Linked DNA regions of Homo sapiens: all the other regions are linked to region 1. A link is an interaction called in ENCODE POLR2A ChIA-PET data of the cell type or tissue named here. Cell type or tissue: MCF 10A. All regions are shown on one strand. Each heading gives the region's core, and the rest is flanking DNA. Links, peaks and the distances in the headings are about the cores only.

Evidence for each region. ChIA-PET counts read pairs that join two places held together with the same protein. Peaks named below come from ENCODE experiments on the same cell type or tissue, not always from the same donor. Only the 100,000 strongest peaks of a DNase experiment are listed, where the experiment ranks them.
Region 2: POLR2A ChIA-PET joins it to region 1 with 7 read pairs; 3 of 35 experiments call an interaction of 5 or more read pairs at or near these places.
Region 3: POLR2A ChIA-PET joins it to region 1 with 5 read pairs; 1 of 35 experiments calls an interaction of 5 or more read pairs at or near these places.

Annotation. Positions count from the first base shown.
Region 1 is chr1:84,910,337-84,918,646 of GRCh38, forward strand. No RefSeq gene overlaps it. Among named protein-coding and RNA genes, the nearest start is that of LPAR3, 21 kb to the left of the region's middle. In MCF 10A, for the core only: no CTCF peak of the experiment used is centred there; a DNase peak (open chromatin) is centred at 3,385.
Region 2 is chr1:84,848,334-84,856,643 of GRCh38, forward strand. The region is part of intron 2 of LPAR3 (lysophosphatidic acid receptor 3); the gene reads right to left. Among named protein-coding and RNA genes, the nearest start is that of LPAR3, 41 kb to the right of the region's middle. RefSeq lists an enhancer at 6,090-6,339. In MCF 10A, for the core only: no CTCF peak of the experiment used is centred there; DNase peaks (open chromatin) are centred at 3,708, 6,228 and 7,038.
Region 3 is chr1:84,100,363-84,108,672 of GRCh38, forward strand. It overlaps a transcript of PRKACB not described here. Among named protein-coding and RNA genes, the nearest start is that of PRKACB, 40 kb to the right of the region's middle. In MCF 10A, for the core only: no CTCF peak of the experiment used is centred there; a DNase peak (open chromatin) is centred at 3,189.

The DNA.
Region 1 (8,310 bases), core at 165-8,164:
AATAAGTAAAAATAACAATTAATCAGGGAAGAACATGAAAAAAGGAACTAAAATACTAGGCAAGAAAAACATAAAGAGAGAGTGAACAGAGATTGGGGATGGGCTAAGGCATAAAGTCTAGAGTTCCTATGTTATTGAAGAGTAGCATAGAGACTTTTTATTAATTCTGGATTTTTCTAAGTCAGGTAAAAAGTAAAGAGGTTAAGAGTAAATACCAAATAAAAAGGAATAGAAGGAAATAAACTCCATTAATCCAATAGAAGGAAAGGACGGGGGAAAACAAATAAGAAAAACAGCATGGTTTATGCAAAACACAAATTAGGATTATAGAAATAAATCCAAATATATCAGTAATCACAATAAATGTAAGCAAAATAAACAATTGGGTTCAAATAGAGATATTGCAATTAAACCAACAAATCCAGCTACATGCTACTTGAATGAGATACGTTTAGATCATCATAATAAAAAAAATATACTGAAAAAATACTAACTAAAAGAAAGCCTGTGTAACTCTATTAATATCCATCAAAAGAGGCCTTAAGAAAAAATGTGTTATTTGGACAAAGAGGGTCACCACAAATAGAATAATTCTTCAAAAAGTTACTTTGCTAAAAAGCAAGATTTTGTCCATAAAACCATTTTCTCACAACTTTCATTGCAACCTTTAGACAAGTGTTTTTACTAGGGAAAAAAATAACAACACCTTCTTATCCCACCTCCCAAGTAAATCATATCTAAAATTACTAAGTTTTGTTCTCGTCTTTCTTTTTAAATTAACCCCATGGCAATCTAAAAGCTGCTTAAAATGTTCAGTAATGTCAAAGGAAAAGGATTCATATTCAGTACTTGTGTTATTTTATTTATTAAATCCTGATTGCAAAGAGCAGCAAAAGGAATTACAGATTTAAGTGAGGGTTCTCTGTAGGTTGAGAACACTGATTCTCGTGTATTAGCAATTACATTAAATATTATAAAAGAAAAATGTCCAGGCTTAAGAGTAGGTAGTTTCAGAAACAGAGTAGGTAGTTTCAGAAACAGAGTAGGTATTTCTTATGCCAGATTTCAAATACGTATTTTATAATCCACAGGCATTTCGATTAGCTTTCTTTCTTTCTTTACTTTTTCTGTTTGTGAAATAATATGATTGTGCCATACATAAAGTAGGGATAACAATACCTGCTCTACCTAGCATGGGGCTATTGTGAGGATAAAACTAAATAATATACGTGAAAGCCCTTCACACACCTTTTAGTACTATGTAAACATATGGTGTTATTCTTATTTTGAACCCATGCTCCTATGGTGGATTGTTAGTATTAAAAGTTTTACCCGCCACTTCTTAAACATGCCTGTAATATCTCACTTATCTGTTATTGTACACTTTGTCTAACCTTTAAGAGTAAAACTACCATCATTTATACATTTACATAAGTAAATGGTAACGGTAAAAGAGTTCACACCATTCACCTTTCTATCACTGAACATGCTACATATATATCCAAAATGAAGAAAAACTAGTGTTAAGTGTTTAGTGTAAAAAATGATTTTTCTTAGTAATGGGTTTTGGAGCTCTTGCAAGCATGAGACCAGAATGTCTTGCCATGCCTTGCTATGGTTTTAGACAGGGTCTCATTCTGTTGCCCAGGCTGGAGTGCAGTGGCGCAATCTCAGCTCACTGCAGCCTCTACTTCCCCGGCTCAAGCCATCCTAGCACCTCAGCCCCCAGGTAGCTGGGACTACAGGCATGCATCACCACAGTTGGCTAATTTTTGTATTTTTAATAGAGACGGGGTTTTGCCCTGTTGCCCAGGCTCGTCTAAAACCCCAGAGCTCAAGCAATCCTCCCACCTCAGCCTCCCAAAGTTCTGGGATTACAGGCATGAGCCACTGCACCGGGCCTTATTCTGAATTCTTGAGATGGCTGACATGAGTTAGAAAATACAAAACAAACAAAAAATAATAATAAAAGAAAGTAATTGGGACACTAATAGAGTCATTGGCCAGAAGTCAGTGGGAAGCGTGGTCCCCATGCAGATGGAGTCTGAGTGCATCAGCCAGGACAGCGTATCAATTATGCTCCTCACAACAGGAGATCAGGGCGGTGCATTTCTATAACCACCACAGCAATGGAGAAGCCGGACAACACCGTGACTGGGATGAAAATAAATGTCACTAATGAGAGGCAGACCAATGCGTGGATCTCTGGATATAATATGACACCACACTGCTTCTGTGGTATTCCTGCCGAAAATGCATACCCTGAATCTAATAATGAGGAAACACCAATCCAGATTAAGGGGCTATCCGTAAAATAATGACCAGTATTCTTCCAAAATCTCAGTCATGAAAGACAAAGAAAGGCTGAGGGACTGTTCCAGATTAAAGGAAACAAGAGGTGCGACAACTAAATTCAACAGTGACCCTGGATTGGATCCTGTGTGAGAGGGGAAAGAATGCTATAAAGAGAATTGTTGGGACAATTGATGAGCTGGATTATGGACTGCAGATTTGATGAAAGCATTGCATCAATATTAAAGTTCCTGAATTTGAACACTGTGTTGTGATTACATAAGAGATTATTCTTGTTCTTAGGAAATATGCACTGAAGTTGCATATTTATGCAACTTTTATGCCCTTTATGCCTTATAATATTTGTATTATACCCCTTTCATAATAGTATATGCAATCTTCTCTTGAATAGTTTAGTAAAATAAATTCTGTAAATCAGAGAGAGAATATGAAGGGCATCTTCTGAAAGGTACAGTAATTGAGATGCATGTCCAACTGCTGATTTCACCAATGATCAAATACTGCATCAAGGCATGAAAAGTACATGAGTGGTATTAAAACACATTATTAACACGGACTCTCTTGGCTTCTAGCCAGTGAAATGAAAGAGGTGCTGAGTCCAGATTTTATGAGGTAACTATCTTTTAAAAATCATGATTTGGTGATTCATTATTGCACATGCCAGAAACTCCACCCCAGTGGATGCAATTATCTTTTTTTAAAAAAGCTAGTTAGATAAGATTATAATTGTGGGCAAGCTGACTTGGATTCATTAACCAATACTGCCACACTGGTTTACTGTAAAGGGGGCAGAAAGGAGGGGATAATCGGCTACTAGTGTATATTTTCAGCTATAGAAATTTAAAAATAGATAGTAGGTCAAGAAGAACACACCAAGACATTTGAGATGTTCATATCAAACTAATTTTCATAATTCTTGCACAAAAAACAGGCTTATTACTTTAAGTTTTCTCTCCATTCACCCAATGTGTCCAGTTTATCCTTTTCAAAGCTTGTTCACGTTCATTTACTCCTAGATATTACATCAGCCTTGTGAACTACCCAGCTGTAAAGACAAGCTGCCCACTCAGGCGGTTACTACTGTGTAACCTTGGACAAATTACGTAACCTTTCTGCACTCTCAGTTTTATTATCCCTGTATTACAGATAAGGATTCTGAGACTTGGAGCAGCTTAACAACTTGTCTAAATCACTAAGCAATTTAGTGTTAGAGCTGGGAACTTCTATGGGGCTTTCGACTCCCCCACCAAGGTAAAAATTATTTTCCATTGAACACCAGCATTATTTGAGTTCAAGGAATGTTGCTTAACAAGGTGTTGTTTGAAAATAGAAGTCACATTTCTCATTAAGTAGGCTAAACATTTTTTTCTGCCATTCAATTCTATTCAATAAGCATTCATTTGGAAGGCAGGCAGCGGAAAGGGAAAAATGGAGAAGGCTTTGGAGTCAGAAGCTTTGGATTTGAATCCAGGTTCTCTACTTACTCTGTGTTCAATTTTCTTTTTGGTAAAATGGAGATCCTGTTATGTAATCTGTATGTTTGCTGAGATGAGTGGCAACAATAGATGGACATAGTGTGCATTCAACCAAATATAGCTTTTTAAAAATATGTTATTTGTTGATAGCCTGCTATTCACCAGGAACTTTACTAGGCACATGAAACACAGAGACAGAAAACAGTCCTTATGGAGGGGGCTCCAAGAATTAGTAACGGTTCTTTCTTTTTTTCTTTTTTTCAAGACAGAGTCTTGCTCTGTCACCTAGGCTGGAGTGCAGTGGCACGATCTCGGCTCACTGCAACCTCCACCTCCCAGGTTCAAGCAATTCTCCTGCCTCAGCCTCCCAAGTAGCTGAGATTACAGGTGTCCACCACCACACCCGGCTAATTGTTATATTTTTAGTAGAGAAGGGGTTTCACCATGTTGGCCAGGCTGGTCTCGAACTCCTGACCTCGTGATCTGCCCGCCTCGGCCTCCCAAACTCTGGGATTACAGGCGTGAGCCACCGTGTTTGGCCTAGTAATACAGTAAGCATACTAAGCCAGCCATATATGCTGCAATGGTTTTTTCCTTGGTGTGCTTTTTGGTTGTATGTATGTATTTATTTTAAGAGACGAAATCTCACCCTGTCACCCAGGCTGGAGTTCAGTGGCACGGTCACAGTTCTCAGTAGCTGAGATTACAGGTGTGGGCCACAATGCCTGGCTAATTTCTATTTTATTTTTTGTAGAGAAGGGGCCTCACCATCTCGCCCAGGGTGGTCTCGAACTCATGAGTTCAAGTGATCCTCCTGCCTCAGCCTCCCAAAGTGCTAGGATTACAGGCATGAAATACTATACCCAGCCTCTCAATGTGCTTTTTAAATTGTGTTTACGTTCTTACTTTTCTAAAATGTTTTGTTTTTATATAATAAAATATATTTGGTTATTTTATGGTTTTGTGCAGCTTTTTTTTTTTTTTTTTTTTTGGAGATGGAGTCTCCCCCATCCCCCAGGCTGGAGTGCAGTGGAGAGATCTCGGCTCACTGCAACCTCTGCCTCCCTGGTTCATGCAATTCTCCTGCCTCACCGTCCCGAGTATCTGGGATTATAGGCTCCCGCCATCATGCCCAGCTAACTTTTTTGTATTTTTAGTAGAGACAGGGTTTCGCCATGTTGGCCAGGCTGGTCTCGAACTCTTGACCTCAGGTGATCCACCTGCCTCAGCCTCCCAAAGTGCTGGGATTACAGGCATGAGCCACCATGTCCAGCCTGTGCAGCTTTAAACTCAGAAAGTCCTTCTTGACTTCTGAAATCACATCAATATTTATTTGTATTTTTTCCTAGTCCTTTTATAGGCTTAATTTTTCACATTTAAATCTGTAATCTATCCAGAATTTATTTGGCTACATGGTCATAAGGTGCTGAATAGTTATGTGGATGACACTGGTTGATGTTACTGTTTCAGTTGGCTTTTACCCATTTTTGTCCCAATAACTTGACCTTCTAAGCTGCCTGCTGTGAAAATTGATTGCCATTTTTGAAAAGGCCAATGGGGAAGAAATATATATCTGTGAGTTTTATCCCATTTAGTTGCTTCAGTTTTAATGTAGGATAATAAATGTTGGCTCTTGTCTCAATCACATAAATGTGGAAACTTTGACAAGAGTATTTTGCGTAAAGGCTAAAGGTCAGAACCTCCCTCATCCTGGAGAAAAGTGGGAGGAGGGTGGAGTCATGTCGTTGCCTGTTAACTCCCCACCTCCAAACTTATCTGCCCATCACCTAGGTTAAAACCCTATCTGCCTCTGCCATCTCTTCTCCTTACACTTACCTTTTCCAGGTGGACCATGGGGCCATTTATGCAAGGGAGATAAAAGTCTAGTAGAAGGATCATCACTGATCCACTCACCCCTTCCTCCAACTGTTACTATGGTTCCTTAAAAGCTGTTCAAGAAACTTGGCTGTCAAGGGATAAGATACAGGAAGCAGTCTTTATGTTATTCTGGCTTGAGGTTGAAATGCATTTTCCCCAGAGATCAAACCAGGACTTTGTGGCTCATTGTTCAGAAATGACTTTGGACAATGTTGATATCCCCTCATAGTGCCTCACTGGTCGTGCAGGGTCACTGTGCTGGAGTGGATCACCTTAAGGCTGTGGCTTAGCCCTCTGAGCACACTGTCAAGAGCTGAACCTTACGGGGTCTATGCCAGTCTGCCTTTTGTGCCCCTCAGGGCTGGAGATGGGTGTCCTGCTTCATAGTAAGCCTGCAGGGTGGCGAGAGTTCTCCCTCAACGCCAACGTCCAGCCTGGCTCCCCTGACCTGGCTTGGAGAAATGAGGAAATTCCTGATGGGTTTTTTCTGTCCTTGCACCCCATATGTTCCGTACATTAAACCTACTTATGCCTAGTGTTCCATTATTGGAACACTAAGTATGTGGGAGTTATTTATATCCTACTGTTCAAGGTCATTGCCAAGGTCTGATTTTTCACTCATGCAAAAATTCAAAAAGTTGCAACCTCCGGCATACATGGGTTTTAATTAAGGAAATGTTAGGAGCTTACCACCTGTAATCCTCATGGGGTGCAGTCGCTGGGGCTGGGAGAGTCGGAAGGAGCATCACTGGGACTGGTCTCAACACAAACTGCTGACCATCTCTGCAGGGTCTGGATGGAAAAAGGCAGATCAGTACCACATGCACTCAGGCATTTTTACAACTTCATTTTTTCTTCTTGTGAGATGGGGGCCATGCCACTCTCCTTGCTCTGTTCCCCCAGTCTCAGGCTACCTTGGTCCAGAAACATTCCTCCAACATGACTGTATTTACTACCACCTTCCAAATGAAGGCAGTCGTAGGAGTGGGCACAAAGCAATCCTGTCTCAGCGTCCCTCCCATCAGTTCACTCTCCCTTCCCCTCCCCTTCAGTCTTCTCACGCCCACCCCCACACACCGCCCTAGCCTAAGGGAAGCAGAGGCAAAGCACCTCCTGGCATTTACTTGCAAGACCCTCCTTTCCCAGGCAGCCTCATTAGGCTCTAAACCTTTGTGATCCCACTCCCAAATCTTGATTGTGGTCACAGGTGGGAGGCTGAGGGTAGGATGGAGTCCTTATAAAGTCCCTATGCAGTTTGTAAGCATCAGAATACAGAATACAGATTTTATTAGTGGTTACACCAAGTCTTGACACCTTAATAGACACAAAACTGCTGCTGGCCAAGGTCAGAGCATCTCAGAGTGTGTGGGTATAGGGGTAATGGGGAAGGGATGATGCAGAAACGGAAAGTCTTGGATATGCTTCTTTTCTTAAAATTGTGAGAAGAGGCAATATGCATGTGATGGAAATATGCATTCAACCCATTCATCCTAACAAATGTATATTTCTCAATAATAGAAGCTATGAAAGGAGACCCTCCCCTCCAAATGCATAGTTCAAAAGCATTAGCCCTTAAGAAAATGACAGGGTAATTAGCAGAAAAGTCTTGTGAGAAACAAAAATATACAGTTGAGAAACAAAAATATACAGTTGATCCTCCAGATCCATGGGTTCCTTATCTGTGGATTCACCCAACAGAAGAAATGTATGGTTGCATCTCTACCAAACATGTACAGACTTTTTTTCCTTGTCATTAGTCCCTGAATACAGTATAACAACTATTTACTTAGCATTTACATTATATTAGGTATTATAAGTCATCTAGAGATGGTTTAAAGTATATGAGAAAATATGTGTAGGTTAGGTGCAAATATTTTACATTAGGGACTTAAATATTCATGGATTTTGGTTTCCACAGGGGTCCTGGAATCAATCCTCCATGGATATCAGGGGATAACAGTATATACAGATAGATAAAACATATATGTATATACACACACACACGTATATATACACACACATATACAATACATACACATATGTTATATAATACATATTTTATATATATATATACATGCACACACGCCAATCTAGTGTATTTCTGAGAGATAATTTTAAGGCAAATTTCTCGTTATGTTTGTGATTGTGTTTAATTACAGGGTAATGGCATTTCTCTCTCTCTCTTTAATCTGGATGGCTGCAGCAGCTTTGTGACTGATTTCCCTGCTTGCCTCCCTCCACCTCAACCCATCCTCCACAGTTCTGCCCTCTCTGGTCATGCAGTTCTCAGGTCTAAAGCCCTCCCTCTCATGGCATACATACTCCTGTGGCCTTGCCTTGTCCCTTCTCTAGTCCTGTCTTCTGTCATTTTCCCTGTATACAGCCTATACGCTGACCACGCCAAAGCATCGTTTTCCTAACTGACCAGGTTCTCTCTCTGATGTCCAGGCCTTTGCCATTGTTACCCTCATCCATCCCACGCCATGGCCATCCCATGCCATGGCCATCCCACGCCATGGCCATCCCACGCCATGGCCATCTGGTCAAATACAACATATTCTTCAAATCTAAGCTCCAGCATTGTCTAGTCTCCTCAACAGGCAGGCAGAAGCTATCTCCATTCTGCTCTCATGTAGTACCTTGG
Region 2 (8,310 bases), core at 81-8,080, 62 kb before region 1:
CTTTCCCTCCCAAATAACAGAAGTACAGAATCCAGTGGTCGGTTCTTAGCACTGTCCCTGTGGACCACATTCACAGAGCCTCCCTGAGCCAGGAGGCCCTGTGTGATCCCTTGTCATGCAGAGGCCAGCAAAGAAGAATTGAGAAGCCAAAATATTCTCCAGGCTCACCCAAAAGCTACCCTCCCTGAGCTGCAAGTTGCCTTAGACCAGAGACACAATATTTCCTTTCCAAGTTGGAACAAATGAAGAAGGGTCCAGTTAACACCCCATAAATGAGCATTAACCTCTTGTAAGACAATCTCTATGTCCTTCTGAGAGTCCACTCCATGCAACTGAGAAGACACAGTTTTAGTTTCTAAGCTGCATGCAAACTCAGGTAGAGCCTCCAGAACAACCTGGGTCTGCTGTGTCACCTCAGCATCTTCACTAGTTCTCCCAGTCCCAGCAGAAGGCACAGAGCTCCACTGTGAGACAGCATTCGTTAAGTTTGCCACATGTCAGGAGTCACAGAGGGATGTCTAAGCAGTCACGCAGATCCTAGGAACTCTGCTACATGTTTTGCAACATATGGACCCTCAGAAGTAAACTCAGTACGTCTCTGGAGCATCTTTCAACAGAACAGTACAATGTCTAGAGATCCCTCAATAGAACATCAGGCCTAACTGTAAGATGCCCTAGAACCAAGGAGCTTGGAACATATCCTGGGGAGGAAAACACTGACCTTCCAAGGGAAGAGTTATTTAACTTGTATAAAAAGTTCTGGCTGGGCACAGTGGCTCACGCCTATAATCCTAGCACTTTGGGAGGCTGAGGCGGGCGGATCACGAGGTCAAGAGATCCAGACCATCCTGGCCAACATGGTAAAACTCCGTCTCTACTAAAAATACAAAAATTAGCCGGGCGTGGTGGTGGGCACCTGTAGTCCCAGCTACTCGGGAGGCTGAGGCAGGAGAATCGCTTGAACCTGGGAGGCAGAGGTTGCAGTAAGCCGAGATTGCGCCACTGCACTCTAGCCTGGTGACAGAGTGAGACTCATCTCAAAAAAAAAAAAAAAAAAAAAGAAAGAAAGAAAAGTCCTGAACTTTGGTCTGGGGCCTATTTATAGGATTCTGAGGCTGTAAACTGAGTCATGAGGAAGACTGTTCTGGATATAACACTTTTATCATAAGCCTTGTCATGGGCCCAGATAGGCAGACTCAGCACAGATAGAGAGCAGGAACACTGTCTCCCTGACTCATTGGTGAGTCCAGTTCTGAAAGCCCAATAATGTAGAAACTCTAAGGGGAGTCCCTGGGATCCACCAGTTGCTAAGATAACTGGAAGAAGGTCTCTGCCACGTAGCACCAGTGTCCCTCCTGCTAGTGCTCGAGCCTGGTGATAAGGAGTCTCACCCTGGGGAAAGATACCAGCCCTAGAAAAGACAAAGAGGCCTCAACGAAAATACTTCTCAAAACCAAGGAGGCTGATCAGAGGCAAGGTACACAGCTAACCCTCTAACCCTCATGATCCCAGGAGAGCTAATTTAATGACATCTAAGTCTCCTGAAGCTCCCTGGATCATAGTAGGGTTGGTCCTAGGCTAGCTAAGGCCAAGCATTCCAGGGCCGGCCTCTCGGATGGGCGGCCCTGTGTGATCACGCAGATCTGTGCTCAGAAGGGCCTGCACTTGGTTGACAGCTCTGCTGTCACGTTCTTGAAATCTTCAACAATTTTCTCTTTGAACTTGTATTTTGTAAGGGAGCCAGAGGAGCATGAGGATGAGCAGAGGAGACAGGCGGAAGAAGGGAGAGAGCTTTATATTTTAGTACCTTCAGTGGCACATCTCCCCTGCCTTTTGAACAAAAGACCCACAAATTATGTAGCAGGCTGTCAGCAGTCCTGATGGAACCCCCTCCCATGTAACCAGCCACCGCACAAAGGAGGGAGTTAAAGACTAACAATCAAGCTGGGAGCACTGGCTCACGCCTGTACCCCAGCACTTTGGGAGGCTGACGTGGGAGAATCGCTTGAGACCAGGAGACTGAGACCAGCCTGGGCAACATGGTGAAACTCTGTCTCTACAAAAAAAAAAAAAAAAAAAAAAAAGAAAAAGAAAAAGAAAAAAAATAGCTGGACATGGTGGTGTGCGCCTGTACTCCCATCTACTCAGGAGGCTGAGGTGGGAGGATCGCTTGAACCTGGTAGGGGCAAAGGTTGCAGTGAGCCGAGATTGCACTACTGCACTCCAGCCTCGGTGACAGAGCCAGATGTTGCCTTGAAAGGGAAAAAAGAAACAAAACTAACAATCACCAGGGACTCTAGAGATCCCCCAACCTCTAGTCCCAACCCTAACCAAAGAAATCTTTCATGCCTTTGGGTCACTCACAGAAGTCAATTCCAGACCCAGGCTAACTCTGTACCACAGATCCCCCCGGCTCAGGCCAAGATAACCACTGGTTAGAACCAGGACACAGGAGGCCTGCATTCCAGGAAGCAATTCATGGCTGATGCGCAGAGTTAGTAAGAGGGGTCCCAGGTGACATAGAACGAGTTCTTGTAGTTACGATCAGCACAAGGACCCAGGCTGAGCCAGTCTGGGTGGACCAGCCCAGAACCACTGTCACCCAGGCTGCCTCTCCCACCCGCTGTGGGCTGGTGAGATGGTGGCTCCCAGCACTGGGAGGAGGGTATGCCCTGGGGCAGGGGGAGCCTTTACCACAACTTGATATATGACCTGGGGCAGGTTTCCATCTCTCTGGGCCTCCATTTCCTCAGATTTAAAATAATGGCAGCATCACCTTCTAAGAGGATTAAACAGAGTATGTATAAATGCCTGGCACAAAGTGGTGGTCAATTTTTAAAAATCCCTTTTTTCTCAATAGAGTTGTTATTAGAAATGAGCTGTTATTAGAAATGAGACAATTATCCATAAAAATGCCTGACAATTCAAAGTGCTTCATAAATGTCGATTCTCTTCCACGTTCTCCTTCCCAGTCCCTCTTACCTTTGTTCTTGTGACCAGACCCTCCACTAACTGCCAGTTCCCACCCCAGGTCCCACCCAATAAGCATGTTTGTTGGCTCATTATATAAACATTTACTGAGTGCCTACTGTGTGCCAGGCACTGTACAAGTGAAAACACACACACACAGTCCTGTCCCTGAGAAGCTCACAGTCGGGTAAGAGAGGCACTTAGCAAATAAATTTTAATAGAGTGGGTTACTTTTATGAGTTAATTCTTTTAATATATAAATAGTATACTACAGAAGCACTGGATAATCAACTCTGCCTTGGGGAGTCAGAGAAAATATCATAGAGAAGGCAGACTCTTGAGTCGGATCTTGAAAGATGGACAGGAGTTTGCCATGCTACAGAAAACTTCGAGGAGCCTCAGGCAGTCACTGCACATGTGCAGGACAGTGAGAAGCTTGGCATGACAGAAGCAGGGGCTGTGTGAGGGGAGTGCATAGAAAAGGAGGCTGGGAACAGGACTGGGAAAGCAGCCTTGTAATCCCAACTAATTTGGGCTTTATCCAGTTTGGAAGAGTAGACAAGAAAAGATCAGAGCTAACTGTGCTTTTTAGGAAAATGCCTCAGCTGGTGGTGGGGGAAGGCCTGGAGCAAGAAAATGCTGGAGGAGGGAATCCAGACGGAGATGACCGTTAGCAACACACAGCAAGTCTTGGACTAAAGGCGTGTAGTAGGATCTGAGACACCACTGAAGTAGATTTGGTGACTAATTTTTTTTTTTTTTTTTTGAGTTGGAGTCTCGCTCTGTCACCAGGGTGGAATGCAGTGGTGCAATCCCAGCTCACTGCAACTTCTGCCTCCTGGGCCCAAGCGATTTTCCTGCCTCAGCCTCCCGGGCCCAAGCGATTTTCCTGCCTCAGCCTCCCGAGTAGTTGGGACTACAGGTGTGCACCACCACGCCTGGCTAATTTTTGTATTTTTAGTAGATGGGGTTTCACCATGTTGGCCAGGATGGTCTCGATCTCTTGACCTCGTGATCTGCCCTCCTCGGCCTCCCAAAGTGCTGGGATTACAGGCATGAGCCACTATACCCAGCCAATTTGGTGAATAATTTTAGATTTGGTGATTAATTGGTTATAGGTGGTGAGAGAGATGGTACTACCAAGACTTCCAGCTTGGAAGGCAAGGCAGATGAAACCCATTGCAGAGATCCTATTTAACAGGTAGAGCAGGTCTGCAGGGCAGCTGAAGCTTGTGGTGCCTCCAGGACATCCAGGTGTGCACGTGACAGCAGCTGGAAACAGAGATTGGGATCTCCTGAAAGGCTGAGGATGGAGAGGCTGCTTTGAGAGACGTTCACATGGAGGGGTTGGTTCAAGCTGCAGGAGTAAAATCACCTGGAAAGAACTTGGGGACCCAAAGGAGAAGGAACAAAGGGCATTTCAGAGATGGTCAGAAATGGGAGAGACTGGACAAGCAGCAGAGAAGGAACAGAAGGAGGAAGACACTATCAAAGGGAGCATGAAGCAAGCAGGCACATAACAGGAAGGTCAAGGTAGATCACTAAATCTGGCAACTAGGAAGACAATGGTGGCTTAATCAAACACAGTAGTATTAGAGTAGTATAGGAAGAAGCTAGCTTACTACGGTTTGAAGTATTAAGAAAAGAAAATAAACAAGAGTAAAAAAATCAGCGGGGCACACTGGCTCGTGCCTATAATCCCAGTACTTTGGGAGACTGAGGCAGAAGGATCGCTTGAGCTCAGGAGTTTGAGACCAGCCTGGGCAACATAGGGAGACCCCATCTCTAAATAAGAAAAGAAAAGAAAAAAAAAAAAAAACCAAGAACAAAAGTCTGGTAGTGAAGGGAGGGAGAGACAGAGCAGTAGTTAGAAGGGGAGTTAAGGTCAGGGCTTACATTTTTGAACGATCAAGCTCATAGGAAAGCAAGAATAAGGACAAGAGTAGGCTCGTGGATCCCCCAGCTCCTGGCTGGAAGGAATGAGCCCTAGTGAAAAGCTAGGATGGTAAGGATGTGACCTGTGCAGGTGGACTCAGATATGAAGGAAGGGAAATTAAGGGAGTTCATGCCAGATGAAGAAAGCAAAGATTGGGAGGTCAGCTGGGGAATGAGACAGGGCAAAGCTCAAAGACCTTGGGGAAAGTGGCAAGGCTTGATTAAGTGTTGCTCTTGCCTGACCCTGCCTCTGAATTTTAGTTCCCATGATGGATCCCTCTTCCTGCTTCTTCTCTCTCTGCCTCCTGCCAGATTTCCATAAGCTCACGCCCCACTGGCCTGCTTCTCTTCTCCTCCCCTGCAGCCCCGATGGGCCTTCTAGCTGCTGCTGACAAATGTGCCTTCCTACAACATCTACCATGATGGACCAGCTCTGCCTCTCTCTGGCATCTGAGCTACCTCCCATCCCCAGATCCTGGGGACTCTCCTATTGTCTCCTAAGTGATCTCTCCCTCTCCAACCCACCTCTCATCTTTCTAAAACCCTGCTTTGCATTTTGCAACTCCCACCTTCTCAACACTCAAGATCCTACATGGGCTCTTTCTTGCCAGATGAGGCAGTTCAGCTGTGGGCTGAAGACTGGCCACAGGCCTATTTAATTGGGCCTGCATGGTCTTTTAACAAAAAATGAAACTGATTGTCTTTACACAGGGCATGATCTGTCTAGTTAGCCACAGGCACCACCCCTCCCTATTTCCTTATATCCACTCCAGACCCAATTCATATACCCATGTTATCTGCCTAGTCTCTCTTAGATATCTGACAATGAAGTCCACAGGACCCTAGGATCCAAGGCCTTCCAGTCTCTGGCTCCCTTATGTCTCTCAAACCAGATTGTCATTACTATTCAAACTCCTTATTCCAGAAATCAGTCTGCCCAGTCTCCCCTTTCTACCCACGGCCCTGGCATGGCCTCCCTAGACATATGTATACCTGTCTCCCACCCTGCCTTTCCTCCTATCTGCAATGCCTTCCCCTTTCCTCTCCACCTGTTACACTGAAATCAGGCTTATATTCTACCTTCTCAAAGAGGCCTCCATGGACCATCCAAGCCCACAGCATTTTTTCAGCCTAGGCCCCCTCATTCAGCCCTTATGTATATTTCTTTGTGCCTTCAGTTATCTTTTTTGAGTACATTTCTCATTTCCTCAAATAAGCCTGGAAATAGGGTTCTCTATTAGTCACACACAGGAAAAGCCACACAGAACAGGTCTGCCTCCATGTCATCTATCTCTCATGTGACACAACCGTTGACTCATAAATCTTGGTCATTTCCTGACAACCATAAACCACTAGAGCAAGCACAGATTCACAGTGCCTTCAGGGTAGAGGCCATGTCTCATAGTTAGTACACTGCCTAAAACCTAGCAAGGTAGTCAATAAATGTTTATGATGAGAAAATATAAAATGCAGAAAAAAACATAAAGAATAAAATAGGTTCACCACTGAGCAGTAAATTCTCTGACTTGATGAAAACAACGCCTGTTGTGATTCACTGTCACTCAGGCATCCAAGGACAGGTATATTTTGCCAAGGCAAGAAGTTGGGACCCACTAGAAGAAGCAGGAACTAGAAGGTCCAGAGCTGCAGCCACAATGCTGCAGTAATTTACAAAGTGAACTTGGTCAAATCTCTCAACAGTATTGATTCTTTGAGGTAATGGGATCTTTCCGCCACATACTCTGCAGAGTTAACAACAATCTGGTGGTGAGGGAGAGCAGGTGGCTGGGCTGGAGGGACAACTGTCAGTGCAGGAGGGAAGATGACTCCTGCCAATAACTCTTGGTTCCCTTACCCCTTATCCCAGCTTCTGTGTTGATCCCTAGGTCCACGACAGGGCATAATTCCAGCAAACACCCTTTACTCCCAGTTCCCACCCAACATGTTTGCCATAGATACACAATGAACATAGTAGTCCCCAGCTGAAATTTTCGAAGTACAATGTTAACATGGAATTTGATAAAATTCTACCATTGGCCAGCACACACCATACTATTCCAGATGTTGAATTAGCCCAGTGATATGACGCCTGAGTCACAGACGATGACCACATTTCTCCTTTGGCAGAAATCAAAGCCCTAAGAGAGGGTGTTCCTGAGTTCTGGAACATGAAACCTTCCAGGAGGCTGGGTGTTGGCAGGAGGGTTGGATGTAGTTGGGTACTGGAACCTCTCCCTATACCTTCTTTTCAAAGAGGTCAAATTTGAGAAATGTTTCTCCACCTTGCACTCAGAAAATATTCAATAATTGTTTGTTTCAGCTTAAGAGGAAGGTTTCAGTTTTCTAAAAAGAAGAAAAGCCAGAAGTTCTGAAGAAGGGGGCATGAGAGGGGAATAAAAGAAGCTGAGTGCATTTGGTGTAATGGAACTGAAGGGGTCTGGACCAGAGGAAATGGAAGAAGTAAGAGGGCAGGGCAGTGGTTACATTGGAAACAAGAACACTGATTTGGGAAAAGCACTTCTAAACTGACTGCCAAGGGAGGTGTCTGAAACAGTGGCGTGGGGGGAAAAGAAAGAACCAAGAGCCAGACTTGAGGTAACAAATGGCTACATATGGCAGAGACAGAAGAAAGAAGACAGACTCCTGGAAATGTGGTGTTGGAAGAGGTGTCAAGATGGCATTTGAACAAGTGGGATGGAGTGCCATATGAGGGATTTTCTTTTTTAATTTGAAGCTGTCTTCCTTCCAGCATCAGACACTGAGGTCATCTCAGTCCCCACGTTCCCCGTCAGAACAGGAAGGGATGTGTCAAACAGCAGCGTAGGGGCAGCAACTGAGTGGCAACTGCATTTTTGCACCCACCGATTGACGGCCTGCCCTGAAAACAATGCCTCCCTCCCATAGGCCTCTGTAGCAATGCCATGAAGCACACAGGAAAATCATCTGTGACAAAGGTGCTCCTGGGACTAGCCATTTCAAGACAAAAGTACGAACACCCCCGGACTCAATGTACTGAGTACTGGTGCCTGGATGGCTTGACTCTGAAAAGAATCACCCTCCTTCTGATATGACTCTCTGCACAGCAACAAGAGAGCCCCTGTGTGCCAACAATCTGTTCATTTCACTCAGCATTTCTTAAGGCAAAGCTTTAACTGTTTTCTTTTTTTCTATTTTAACAGATATTTGATTACTAAGGCATGCAGGCAGTAAACATTGAAAGCAGGCTTCTGTGTTGCAGAAGCAACTACAAGGCCACAGAAGCTGAAAACAAATGTTTCAGAATTCCTCACGAACTTAGGCACATGTACTTTTTTTTTCTCTCTCTCTCTTTTTTAATGGAGTAAGGACAGTTCATCGATGAAGCTTATGAATAATACCAAAAGGCCTGTGTTTTGGTCCCAACTC
Region 3 (8,310 bases), core at 81-8,080, 810 kb before region 1:
ATATCAAATATATTTATATTCATATCCTCAGGATCATCAAGAATAAAAAGATATAAAAGTGAATGGGGACATTTTAGAAAGTTATTCACCAAAACTTTAATAATTATAAAAAGTGGCTTTTATCTCAGAATAACCCTATGTAGTAAGAATACTGAGGCTTAGAGAAGATAAGATCACACATTTAATGGCAGAATTTTGAATGATGCAAACTCCATCAGTCTGATTCTAGGCCCTCTGCTCATAAGCACCATATTATACCATTTCCCTAACACAGTGAGGAAAATTTTCTTTTAAAAATTATGTACTTAAAACTCATCAAATCTGAAGGACCTTAGAAGATCTATCTACCTACCTATCAAGTTTGTAGAGTATTACATAGCTTTTTCTATGTGTCAGGCACTGTTATCAATCCTATAACAACTCATTTAATCTTTACAACTCTTTGAGGTGGGAACCATGATTGTTCTTATTTTATACAAGAGGTAACTGAGGCATAGATTAAGTAACTTGTCCAAAGCCACACAGTTAAAAAGTAGGCAAGCTAGGACTTGAACCCAAACAGTGACTCTAGAGTGTTGTTAACCGTGCCATATTGACTGCCTTTCTAAAAATTTGTGAAGTTTTTACTTCATTTAGTTTTCTCCTTATTATAATCTTTTCAATGATAAGAAACTCATTACGCTGTAAGGCTATGTGCCAGTCAGAGTTACACCAGAGAAACAGAACCAGTAGGATATATCGGAAGAGATATATTGCAAGAAATTGACTTATTGATTGTGGTGGCTGGCTAGGTAAGTCTAAAATCTATAGGGCAATCTGCAATGAAGGGCAAGCTGGACCTCTCAATCACAGGCTGAAGCTGTACTTTACAGGCTGAGTTTCTTCTTCTGGGAAGCTTCAGTTCTGCTCTTAAGGGCTTTCAACTGATTGAGTCAGATCCACCCAAATTATCTATGGTAATCTCCTTTACTTGAAGTAAACTGACTGTGGACTTTAGTCACATCTACAAAATACCTTCACAGCAACACCTAGATCAGTGTTGAATAACTAACGACTATACCCTAGCCAAGTTGACACATAAAAATGTCCTGTAGGCATATTTTTTCCTTAAGCCCTGACAGGTTTGGGGGTTGGTGGTTCATTTTCCCAAGCCAGAAATGGAACTTCCTACTTTCTTTTTAACTTACATTTATTACTCATTCTTATCACCTCCTCATCTCCCATTACCACAGCCAAAAAAGATTTCAGGTGTTTTTCAATAGAAGGCATATATAACCTTTAAAGCAAAATTATAAATACAAGAGCCTTGAAATCAAAGGCAAGAAGATGGTTGAACCAATAAACCGATGTTGAAGCTAGTTACTGTATTTGAGCATAAAATTTAGCACTACATGGTGAGGATACAGTATAAAGCCACTTTCCTAGTGCCAAATTGTAACAGGAATTTAATCTATCTAAATACAGGGAGCAGTGATTTACATAATAAATGAGATAATTATTATTTAATAAAGATTTAGAGAATTCTCTAGATTCCTGTGTTCAAGAAGGAGGGCCTCAAAGCTGCCTGCAGTTATATTTTTATGATAATTATTTATTACTATCTCATGACTTAAAAATTTTCTTAACAAGTAAAATAACTACCTTTTAAAAAATACTGTAAGACCCTTTGCTATGACCTCAGATAATTTAAAGTGATGTCTCACAGACCTTTATTTAGACTGAAAGGCTTATAAAAATTTTGTGTGTGCCTGTAATCCCAGCACTTTGGGAGGCCGAGGTGGGCAGATCACGAGGTCAGGAGTTCAAGACCAGCCTGGCCAATGTGGTGAAACCCCATCTCTACTAAAAAAAAAAAAAAATACAAAACTACAAAAATTAGCTGGGCGTGGTGTTGGGCACCTGTAGTCCCAGCTGCTTGGGAGGCTAAGGTAGGAGAATCGCTTGAATCTGGGAGGCGGAGGTTGTAGTCAACCGAGATTGCGCCACTGCACTCCAGCCTAGGCGACAGAGCGAGACTCCATCTCAAAAAAAATAAAAAATGAAAACAAAAATGCAAAAAGAGAATCTTGTGTGTGGCTCACGTTACTCTAAATTAGACAGTTGGGGTTTTTAGAAATCTTAAGGACTTGTCCCATAGCAGTCTTATGTGAGGCCCAAGGTAGAGAAAGCCCTCTCCAAAGGGAATGTGGATGTGGCTTTTTGTCTCTTGGAATATATTAGAATTTGATAATATGAGAAACCCACAGAGTTTTAAAAGAAATTGTATTAATGTTGATTGAAAGGGTCAGAGATAATTAATAAGGAAAAAAGTGTACGGGCCCTCACCTACTGTGGAAAGGAAGCAGGCTGAAAAGCTACTCACCTCTTCACATAGGCCATTTCATGTGAAAGAATGATTGAGAGAGGGCAGCCAAGAAGCCAGAGAGTACAGCTAAGAGACAAGGAGAACTACTCTCAGGACTAATCAAGGAATGAGTGACATGTGCCCAACTGGACTTTAGAATTGCTATTGATGAGGGAGTGTTTATACCTCTTGTTTTCCCTCTTTTTGAATGGGAGTATCCATTGCAATTTCTATTCCTATCTCACCATCGTGTATTGGGCAGATAACTTGTCTCTTTAGTTCACAAGTCTTTAGATTAAGAGAAACTAAGTATGAGGAGTTGCACTCAGGAAACTGGATCTGAGAGGCCTCATCTATACCTGCATTTGATTTAGATTACATCCTGGACCTTAGGATAAGGCTTCTTGGGGTCTTGGAAGGAGTAAAGTATATTTTGAAAATGGAGGAGTATTCTGTGACAAAGTGAAGATGGCTACAAATTCTTAACCACCCTTTTCATCTAGAAGCATAGCATATTTCTTCATTCCACTGAATCTGGGCTGGGTTTCTCATTGCTTTAACCAGTATAATATGGTGGATGTGATGCTAGATCCGTTACAGGGTTGAGGCTCTGTCCTCTTTTAAGCGAACTGCTATGCAAGAAGTCTGACTATTCTGAGACCAACATGCTGTTCAAAGCCCAACTAGCCACTTAGAGAGAAAGAGACAGAGAGATGGGGTGTGGGGGTGGGGGGTAGAGAAAGAAAGAGAGAGATTGGTAGCACTAGATAAGGTGAATTATTTCATGGGCCTTTTAGTCAGCCCAGCCTTCAGCTGAAGACAGATGAGAGAGTGACTCAGCAAACAGTGTGAAGTGAGCCAGCAGACCTATGACCTCATTTGGGCTGTTCCAGCTTCTCGCAGCTGTTGAGCCACCCAGCTTAGACCCCAGACATTGTGGTATAGAGATGAACAGTTCCTACTGTGTGTTGCCCAAATTCTTGACCCAGAAAATTGTGAGCAAAATATGGTGATTGTTTGAAAACTAAGTTTGTTACATAACACAGATAACTGAAACACAAGTAGAAAAATTCTATCACCTGCCCAACCTCACAGAGCCAGTAAGAACTAGTGTTCTCCCCTTCCCTTTTATTTTTAGTTGACACATAATAATTGTACATATTTATAGGATACAGAGTAATATTTTGATACATATGTAATGTGTAATGATCAAATCAGGGTAATTAGTATTTCCTTACCATAAACATTTATCATTTCTTTGTGTTAGGAACATTTAAATCCTCTCTTGTACTTGAAAATGTACAGTAAATTATTGTAAATTATAGTCACCATACAGTGCTATGGAGCACTAGACCTTACTTTTCCTATCTAGCTGTGATTTTTTATCAGTTAACCTCTCTCTAATCTGTAGTAACCCACAATTATCTAATTCTCTTCCCAACTTTTAATAACCACAATTCTCCTATCTACTTGTATGAGCTCCACTTTTAAAAGCTCCCTCATATGGGTGAGAACATATGGTATTTTTCTTTCTGTACCTGACTGATTTCACTTAACATAACATCCTCTAGGCTCATCCATGTTGCCACAAATAACAGGATTTCATTCTTTGTTATGTCTAAATAGTAGGTCATTGTTTATATACATATATATACACTTTCTTTTTCTGTTAATCTGTTGATAGATGTTTAGGTTGATTCCATATCTTGATTATTGTGAATAGTGCTGCAATAAACATGGGGTGCAGATGTCTCTTCAATATACTGATTTCCTTCCGTTTGCATTAATAGCCAGCATTGGGATTGCTGGATTATATCTTCTATTTTTAGTTTTTTGAGGAAGCTTCCATACTGTTCCATAATGGCTGTACTAATTTACATTCTCACTAAAAGTATATGAGAGTTCCCTTTCTCTGCATCCAAAAAGACTATTGTCTTTTTAACAATAGTCATTCAAACCGAGGTGAGATGGCTTTCATTTGCATCTCCCTCATGATTAGTGATGTTGAGCATTTTTTCATATACCTGTGGCCATTTGTATGTAGAACCAATGCTTTTAATCACATGTCAAACTGCCTATGTCCCAGTCCTTTCCAGAGAGCCCTCTGGAACCCTTTTTCTATTGTAAACAAATTTATTTAAACCTACAGGTTTTCCATGGAATAGAAGTTTATTCCTCAGTACCTTGCATCTACTAGTTGGGCAGTTATGGTGAGCATATCTTTTTGACTTAATTCTAGAGTAATTATATAATTGGAGATAAAGCTGGGAACCATTCTTTACTTAAAAAGTCTCAAGTGGGACTCTCCTTGGAGTGTTCTCTAAAAACAAAACAAAAAAAATCGTTTTCTTAAAGGCATTTAGTTAGCAGAGCACAGCTGACTGAAAATTTCTTAAATACAATTCAGGATAGTTTGTATAAATAACCAAAAGGTAAATAACCAATGTAGTCCTCATGAGACATTAAAATTTTTTTTCAACTGAATCTCTCACTGCACTGTTAATTGGAAGTCTTCTTTCTTGACCATTCTCTAGAACAGAATACAACTGCGGTCACTCCTCTCTTCTGGATGTTTTTTTCTGGACCATCCAATTCATTTCCACCCCCTTGTTATGGAGAGAAACTTTCCTCTTTCATGGAAAAGTCATTCTGACATCGAGGCACCACGACTTTTGACCTAGAGTAAGCATATCAAACTATTTTTCTCAACTCAATAATTTACAGAAAAATATTAAGAAGGTGAAAATTTTCCATTCATCATTACCTACATGTAAGAAAAAAAGAAAAGAAGAAAAATCTACCAGAATCCTAGCATTTACAGATAACCACTGTTAGCATTTATTTATTTATTTATTTATTTATTTATTTATTTATTTATTTATTTACTGAGACAGGGTCTCCTTCTGTCACCCAGGCTGGAGTGCAGTGGTACGATCACAGCTCACTGCAACCTCCACCTCCCGGATTCAAGTGATTCTCCTGCCTCAGCCTCTTGAGTAGCTGGGATTACAGGTGCACGCCACCACAGCCCAGCTAATTTTTGTTCTTTTTAGGAGAGATGGGATTTTGACGTATTGGTCAGGCTGATCTCGAACTCCTGACCTCAGGAGATCCACCTGCCTGGGCCTCCCAAAGTGCTGGGATTATAGGTGTAAGCCACTACACCCAGCTTGTTAGCATTTTTTGAATACTGTTGGCTTTCTATATCCACAGATTCAAACAATCAAGGATTCAACCAGCCATGAATCAAAAATGTTGAATCAACAAAACAATAATAAAAAATAAAGTAGAAATAATAATAACTATTTACATTACAGTATAATAGGTATTATAAGTAATCTAGAGATTATTTAAAGTATACAGGAAGATGTGCATAGGCTATATACAAATACTATGCCATTTGACATAAGGGACTTGAGCATTCATGTATTTTGATATCCAGAGGCGCCCTGGAACCAATCTCCCATGGATACCAAGGGGTGATTGTATATCCTGTTTAAAAGTATATGGGTGAGTTTCCTCCTAGTCAACATAGTGTTGGAAGTCCTGGCCAGAACAATCAGGCAAGAGAAAGATAAAAGGCATTCAAATAGGAAGAGGGGAAGTCACATTATCCCTGTTTGCAGATGACATGATTCTATATCTAGAAAACTCCATAGTCTGCCCAGAAGCTCCCTGATCTGATACACAACTTCAACGAAGTTTCAGGATACAAATAAATATACAAAAGTCAGTAGCATTGCTATACACTAACAGCACCCAAGCTGAGAGCCGAATCAGGAATATAATCTCATTCCCAATTCCCACAAAAAAGGTTAAAATAGCTAGGAATACAGCTAACCAAGGTCAAAGAGCTCTACAATGAAAATTACAGAACACTGCTGAAAGAAATCAGAGATGACACAGACAAGTGGAAGAGCACTCCATGCTCTTAGATAGGAAGAATCAATATGGTTAAAATGGCCATACTGCCTAAAGCAATTTACAGATTCAATGCTATTTCTATCAAACTACCAATTACATTCTTCACAGAACTAGAAAATACTATTCTACCATTCATATGAAACCAAAAAAGAGCCCAAATAGCCAAGGCAATCCTAAGCAAAAAGAACAAAGCTGGAAGAATCACATTGCCTGACTTCAAACTGTACTATAAGGCTACAGTAACCAAAACAGCATAGTACTGGTATAAAAACAGACACATGGACCAATGGAACAGAATAGAGAGCCCAGAAATGAAGCCACACACCCAGGAGGAGGGAGAGGTTCAGAAGAGAAAGATAAAAAGGAAAACAAATGAACAAACAAAAAAACCAAACCTGTTGAGTAGTATGCTTAGTACCTGGGTGACAAAATAATCTGTACACCACACCCCCAAGTCACAAGTTTACCTATATAACAAACCTACAGATATGCCCCCGAACCTAAAATAAAAGTTAAAATATATTTTAAAACATATATAAAATGGATATATGTGTCAGTTTTAACCAACTGATGTTTGACAAGGCTGATTAAACAAGCAATGGAGAAAGGACTCCCTGTTCAATAAATGGTTCTGGGATAATTGGCTAGCTGTATGCAGAAGACTGAAACTGGACCCCTTCCTTATACCATATGCAAAAATCAACCCAAAATGAATTAAAGACCTAAATGGAGAACCTAAAACTGTAAAGCCCATGGAAGATAACCTAGGAAATACCATTTTGGACATAAGAACGGGCAAAAATTTCATAACGAAAATGGCACAAGCAATTTCAACAATAGCAAAAGTTGACAGATGGGACCTGTTTAAAGAGCTTTTGCATAGCAAAAGAAACTATCAACAGAATAAACAAACAACCTACAAAAATATTTTCAAACTATGCATCTGACTAATGTATAGTTAGTCTGGGTCTAATATCCAGAATCTACAGGGAACTTAAACAAATGTACAAACAAAAAGCAAACAGCCCTATTAAAATGTGCACAATGGACATGAGCAGACACTTTTCAAAAGAAGACATACATGCGGCCAACAAACATGAAAAAAATGCTCAATATGACTAATCATTAGAGAAATGCAAATCAAAACCACAAGATACCATCTCACACCAGTCAGAATGGCTATTATTAAAGAGTAAAAAAATAACATGCTGACAAGCTTGCAGAGAAAAGGGAGCACTTACACAGCTGGTGGAGTGTAAATTAGTTCAACCATTGTGGAAAGCAGTGTGGAAATTCCTCAAAGATCTAAAAACAGACCTACCATTGGACCCAGCAATCCCACCAGGTATATATCCTGAGGAATAGAAATCATTCTACCATAAAGACACATTCACTTGTTTATTCATTGCAGCACTATTCACAATAGCACAGACATGGAGTCAACCTAAATGTCCATCAATGGTAGACTGGATAAAGAAAATGTACATATACACCATGGAATACTATGCAGTCATGAAAAAGAGTGAGATCCTGTCCTTTGCGGGAACATGGGTGGAACTGGAGGCCATTAACTCTAGTAAACTAACAAAGGAGCAGAAAACCAACTATCACATGTTCTCACTTATAAGTGGGAGCTAAATAATGAAAACACATGGACAGAAAGATGGGAACAATAGACACTAGGATATACTTGAGGGTGGAAGGCGGGAGGAGGGACAGGTTCAGAAGAAAAAGAAGAAAAGAAAAAGAAAAACTATTGGGTATACCTGGGTGATGAAAAAATCTGTATGCCAAACCCCTGAGTCACAAGTTTCCCTATATAACCAACTTGCACATGTACCCCTGAACCTAAAATAAAAATTAAAATACTAAAAAAAAGTGAGTTTTAACAAATTGAGATTATAATAATAATATAGTGCTTATTGTATACCAGACACCATTATAAGTGCTTTAATCTGTTTATTTAATCCACCCGAAGACCCTCCAATAAGGAGTGTACTTTTATTAACCTCATTTGCAGATGAGAAACTGATGCCCATAGT